2 separate regions of the Homo sapiens genome follow, and region 2 is linked to region 1. Evidence: chromatin loops called from intact Hi-C (ENCODE). Cell type or tissue: PC-3. All regions are shown on one strand. Links, peaks and the distances in the headings refer to the core of each region. The heading gives the core; the rest is flanking DNA. Region 1 overlaps LOC107984654 (a long non-coding RNA gene). Region 2 has its middle 140 kb from the start of SIPA1L1.

What was found. Hi-C counts contacts between places; a loop is a spot of excess contacts. Peaks named below come from ENCODE experiments on the same cell type or tissue, not always from the same donor. Only the 100,000 strongest peaks of a DNase experiment are listed, where the experiment ranks them.
Region 2: a loop joins it to region 1, with 4 times the contacts of the local background. A loop is called at or near these places in 2 of 110 quality-filtered maps.

What each region holds. Positions count from the first base shown.
Region 1 is chr14:71,289,651-71,292,559 of GRCh38, forward strand. The region is part of intron 1 of LOC107984654 (a long non-coding RNA gene); the gene reads left to right. Among named protein-coding and RNA genes, the nearest start is that of SIPA1L1, 29 kb to the right of the region's middle. RefSeq lists an enhancer at 1,422-1,716. In PC-3, for the core only: no CTCF peak of the experiment used is centred there; a DNase peak (open chromatin) is centred at 1,551; H3K27ac peaks cover 2,500 bases.
Region 2 is chr14:71,174,428-71,177,336 of GRCh38, forward strand. No RefSeq gene overlaps it. Among named protein-coding and RNA genes, the nearest start is that of SIPA1L1, 140 kb to the right of the region's middle. In PC-3, for the core only: no CTCF peak of the experiment used is centred there; a DNase peak (open chromatin) is centred at 1,264.

The DNA of each region.
Region 1 (2,909 bases), core at 90-2,589:
ACCAGGGCACTGGCAGGGCTCTCAAGCCAGCATGACAAACTTCCCCCAAAGACCGCAGGACAGAGTTTACGAGTTTCACCTTCCACCTCCACCCAGTTGGTCCACCTGCAGGAAGTGAAGCCGTTCTAAAAAGTCAGAAGTGACAGATTCTGTGTCATAGGACAAAGAAAATGCAGGTGACAGGATAGGCAGTTGCATAAAGCTTGGCTGGGTGTTACCAGAAAGGTGTCCCCATCCAGACCCCAAGAGAGGGTTCTTGGACCTCAGGCAAGAAAGAATTCAGAGAAAGTCCATAAAATGAAAGCAAGTTTACTAAGAAAGTAAAGAAATAGGCCAGGCGAGGTAGTTCACGCCTATAATCCCAGCACTTTGGGAGGCCGAGGCGGTTGGATCACCTGAGGTCAGGAGTTCCAGACCAGCCTGGCCAACATGGTGAAACCCCGTCTCTACTAAAAATACAACAATTAGCTGGGTGTGGTGGCATGTGCCTGTAATCCCAGCTACTCAAGAGGCTGAGGTAGGAGAATCGCTTGAACCCAGGAGGTGGAGGTTGCAGTGAGCCGAGATCGCACCACTGCACTCAGCCTGGAAGACAGAGTGAGACTCCATCTCAAAAAAAAAAAAAAAAAAAAAAGAAAAAGAAAAAGAAAAAAGAAAGAAAAAAAAGTAAAGGAATAAAAGAAAGGCTACTCCACAGGCAGAGCAGCAGCATGGGCTGTTCAACGGAGTATATTTAAAGTTATTTCTTGATTATATGCTAAACAAAGGATGGATTATTCTTGTGTTTTCTTGAAAAGAGGCAGAGATTTCCTGGAACTGAGGATCCCTCCCCTTTTTATATAGAGTAGTTTTCAAATGTTGCCATGGCATTTGTAAACTGTCAAGGTGCCAGTGGGAGCGTCTTTTAGCATGCTAATGCATTATAAATTAGCGTATAATGAGCAGTGAGGACGACCAGAGGTCACTTTCGTTACCATCTTAGTTTTGGTGGGTTTTGGCCGGCTTCTTTACCACAATGTGTTTTATCAGCAGGGTCTTTGTGACCTGTGTCTTTTTTTTTTTTCTTTTCTTTTTTTTGAGATGGAGTTTCGTTCTGTTGCCCAGGCTGGAGAGCAATGGTGCAATCTCGGCTCACTGCAACCTCCACCTCCAGAGTTTAAGTGATTCTCCTGCCTCAGCCTCCCGAGTAGCTGGGATTACAGGTGTGTGCCACCACACCCGGCCAATTTTTGTATTTTTAGTAGAGACGGAGTTTCACCATGTTGGCCAGGCTGCTATCGAACTCCTGACCTCAAGTGATCTGCACCCCCCCTCAGCCTCCCAAAGTGCTGAGATTACAGGTGTGAGCCACAGCGTCCGGCCTGTGACTTGTATCTTGTGACCTCCTATCTCATCCTGTGACTAAGAATGCCTAACCTCCTGGGATTGCAGTCCAGCAGGTCTCAGCCTTATTTTACCCAGCCCCTATTCAAGATGGAGTCATTCTGGTTTAAATGCCTCTGACAATGGCTCTCCAGCCACAAAGGAGGAAGTGATTAAAGCATGGAGTCAGAGTTTTTCTGCACTGTTCCACACAGGAGGGCTCTCTTCAAACACAGTTTCCACGTTGAGCTGACTCACTGGCTTCCTCCTCCTACAGTGTCATAGTTACCTCTTTTCCAACTGCACTGCTGAGCAAGTGCAGAGATTGCTTGTTTCAAGGTAGATTGTTGAAAACTTCTTTCGTTTCTCATTTCTATTTCTAGGCATGTCACTGACTTGCTGAGTCATATTTGGCAAGCTCAGGATCTCTTTTTTCCTTGTTTTTCCATCTGGATAATATGATTTATAAAAAGCTCTAAGGCATTTTATTTGGAAAAAGGCATAAACATATAAAAATGATAGTGTTGTTTACCAAAAGACTTTTATCCATACATAGTTCAATTAAAACATCTGGCCAGGGATGGTGGCTCCCGCCTGTAATCCCAACACTGTGGGAGGCCAGGGCAGGAAGATTGCTTGAATCTAGGAGTTTGAGACCATCCTGGGCAAAATGGCAAACCCCTGTCTCCACAAAAAAATTACAAAATTAGCTGGGCATGGTGGTGCACAGCTATACTCTCAGCTACTCAGGAGGCTGAGGTGGGAGGCTCACCTGAGCTGGGGAGGTCAAGGCTGCAGTGAGTGTGATTGCACCACTGCACTCCAGCCTGGGCTACAGAACAAGACCTTGTCTGAAAAAAAAAAAATTGTCTCATCATAATAAAATATTTTTGTCTAATTTGTTCTTTACTGAGTGTGAAAGCTCCTGGAAAACAGGTAAAATTTGTTTCTCTATTTCTATTCCCAACACTCCGCATGGTATAATATAACGAAACTAGATATTCTCCAACTGGTCCTTGAGCCCAAGGGGAAATGCATGCGTGCTGGCAAACAGCTTAGAAATGTCATGAAGTTTTGTGGGTGCATTGGGGCATCTTTTGAGTTTCAAGTCTATATCTCTCCTCTGATTTCCCAAAGGTGTGATCCAAAAAAATTGTTAAAAACCATAAAAGAGGTCCTTAGTACATAAATTGTCAATTCCTGGCCATTCCTCGGAGGTACTGGCATTCTGGAGGCATCTACACAATTTCATAACAATTGTATTGTCCATGTAATACCAACTTCAAAGAGAAGAAATACAAAGAAAATGAAAAGCTGAACACTGTGATCATCTTGCTGACATTGAAGTAGGAGAGAGGCAAGAGATAAGAAAATTATCACTTAATATTAACATTATGCCCCTTAGCCAAATGGCAATATGGCTAGGTTATTTATTTTAATTTAATAACAATCAAGCTATTGTAAAACCCTCAATACACTATCTTGCAAAGAGAAGATACTGAATAAATATTTGATGGTAATACAAAGGAAGCAAGATGAAATAAAAA
Region 2 (2,909 bases), core at 109-2,608, 120 kb before region 1:
CCAAACACGACAAGGACAAGGAGGAATCAGGTTGGTGGTACCACAGATGCTTTTGTCCTTTCCGTAGTCCTCAAACTTTCTTATCATCTCATTGAGGAGAAAGCCCAACAAAAGTGCCATGAATTCATCAGTCATGGGGGAGATAGACTCATTTTCAAGTGAAGTCTTGGCAAGGATGAAACCGCCTTTGCAAAAATTATAACTGAGGAAATTATGACAGTGAAAGAGATCAGACCCAACCAACTCCATCTTGCTTCTAACCTTTAAGCTGTCCTTGTTCATTCCTGGGCAGAGGACGAACTAATCTTGTGAAGGAATTTAGTTCACGGTTTGACTCTGAAACAATATTGATAATAGCCCTTTCCCTAAAAGACCCCCTTCTTGTCTGGGGACAAGTCTGCCTTTACAGGATGAACAAACTAGCTACAAGATTAGAAATTACAGTTTAGGGGTCATGCAGCCTCTGGCTGCAAGAGTCTGAACCTCCCCAAATTGCTCCTGAGGATAACCTCACTATTGTAAAACCTAAGATCAGTGCTTGAGATATTTTGCAGACCCTGCACTGGATGGATCAGCTGACACCACCCACGCCTGGCCCAATTTTTGTATTTTTTTAGAGATGGGGGTCTCACTATGTTGCCCAGGCCAGTCTTGAACTCCTAGGCTCAAGCAATCCTCCCTTTTCAGCCTCCCAATGTGCTGGGATTACAGGCATAAGCCATCACCCCCAGCCATAATTTCTTTTACAGAAGTTTCTCAAATAAGTATCAGGCCCCCACAAAAGTTAGATCTGCCCTGGAGGGAGAATTCAGTAAAATTGTACTGAAGGAATAAAAGAATGAATCAGGCCGGGCCCGGTGGCTCACGCCTATAATCCCAGCACTTTGGGAGGGCGAGGTTGGTGGATCACAAAGTCAGGAGTTCAAGACCAGCCTGGCCAAGATGGTGAAACCCCGTCTCTACTAAAAATACAAAAATTAGCCAGGCATGGTGGCAGGAGCATGTAATCCCAGCTATTCAGGAGGCTGAGGCAGAGAATTGTCTGAGCCCAGGAGGTGAAGGTTGTAGTGAGCCAAGATTGTGCCACTGAACTCCAGCCTGGGTGACAGAGCGAGACTCCATCTCAAAAAGAAAAAAAGAATCAATGGATCAATCAAAAGTAATTAGAGTAAAATACAGGCATAAGGAAAATAGTATGTGCAAATACTCTCCTCAGCCTCCGGCTCTGCCTGGACTTTCGGAAGTTTGCTTGATGAGTCAGCTGTGTTGAGGGGAATCACCTACCTGCTGGCTTTGGCAGGTGCTTTGAGTTTTGGAAGCATTGGAGCCTCAGTCCACAGGATGCACAGGGATTGAAATTCACTGGAACTAGAAACAGCCTTTTCTTGGCTTCCCAGCTTGGCCTGCCAGCTTTCTTCTCACCTGCTAATTGAATGAGGTGGCTTGGAAGAGAGAAGTGTGGAGGGCTTGAGTTAACTCCCGCTCCCAAGCCCTTTTTTTTTTTTTTCCCCAGACAGGGCCTCTTGCTCTTTTGCCCAGGCTGGAGCACAGTGAAAACACAGCTTACTGCAGTCTTGACCTCCCAGGCTCAAGTGATCCTCTTGCCTTAGCCTCCGAGGTAGCTGGGACTATAGTCACGCACCATCACATCCAGCTAATTTTAAATTTTTTTGTAGAGATGGGGTCTCACTATGTTGCCCAAGCTGCTCTCGAACTCCTGGGCTCAAACAATCTGCCCGCTTAGGCTTCCCAAAGTGCCAGGATTACAGGCATGAGCCACTGCCGCTGGCCTCCCAGGCCCTTTTGACCCAATGGGGAAACAGTAGTTGAGAGTATCCTGGGCAAGTGTCAGTTTTCCTCTCTGAAAGGGATGAAGGCCCCACTGTTTTTTAATAGACTTTGTTTTTTAGAGTAGTTTTAGGTTCACTGCAAAAGTGAGAGGAAAGTGCAGAGAGTTCCCCTATCCTCTTACCCTCATCCATACAAGCCTCCCCCATTATCCACATCCCCCACCAGACTGGTACATATGTTAAAATTGATGGACCTACACTGGCACACCATTATCACCCAAAGTCTATGGTTCACACTGGAGTTCACTCCTGGTGTACACCCTATGAAGACCCCACTTTTTACAGGTTTGTTGTGAGAACTGGACTCTCTATCTGAAATTCCCTGGACTTAATTTGTGGCAGTTGTTAAACAATGCTCACTCCCCTCCCGGTTTTCCTTGGAACCTCCCAGTAGTAACCTAATTGAATAGGAAGTTTGATCCCATTAAAGAGTTGACTCAGCTTAGGGCTGGCATTGTCCAACTTGTGTCACTACTCTGAGAAATGGCCTTGTCTCCAGACCAAAACTCACCATAATGTGATCCTGAGGTGGGTCAGTCCATCCCCTATCCTTTGTCTCCTGTTTCAGTCTAAACAATGGAGAAGAAGCCCTGCTGTCTGCCCAGGGAACTCGTGATAATTGGTGCACTATACCTAAGTGTTTGTCACGTGGTTGCAAACACCACTGTTTCTTCAGGTGGAACACTGTTCTATAAGTTACAGCACTGAGGGATTCCACCAGTGTGGTTGGCAAGGGCTGGGCTTTAGTTTGAAGTTCATGGTGCCTCCTCTGTTATGCAAAGAACTTGGCCAGGGTCCTGAAGTGGGAAACGAGGAGAAGGCCAGAGGTCCAAGAGTTTTCTTTTTTGAGGCAGAGTCTTGCTGTGTCACCCAGGCTGGAGTGCAGTGGCGCGATCTCCGCTCACTGCAACCTCCGCCTCCCGGGTTCAAGTGATTCTCCTGCCTCAGCCTCCTGAGTAACTGGGATTACAGGCACGTGCCACCATGCCTGGCTAATTTTTGTATTTTTAGTAGAGACGGGGTTTCATCACGTTGGTCAGGCTGGTCTCGAACTCCTGA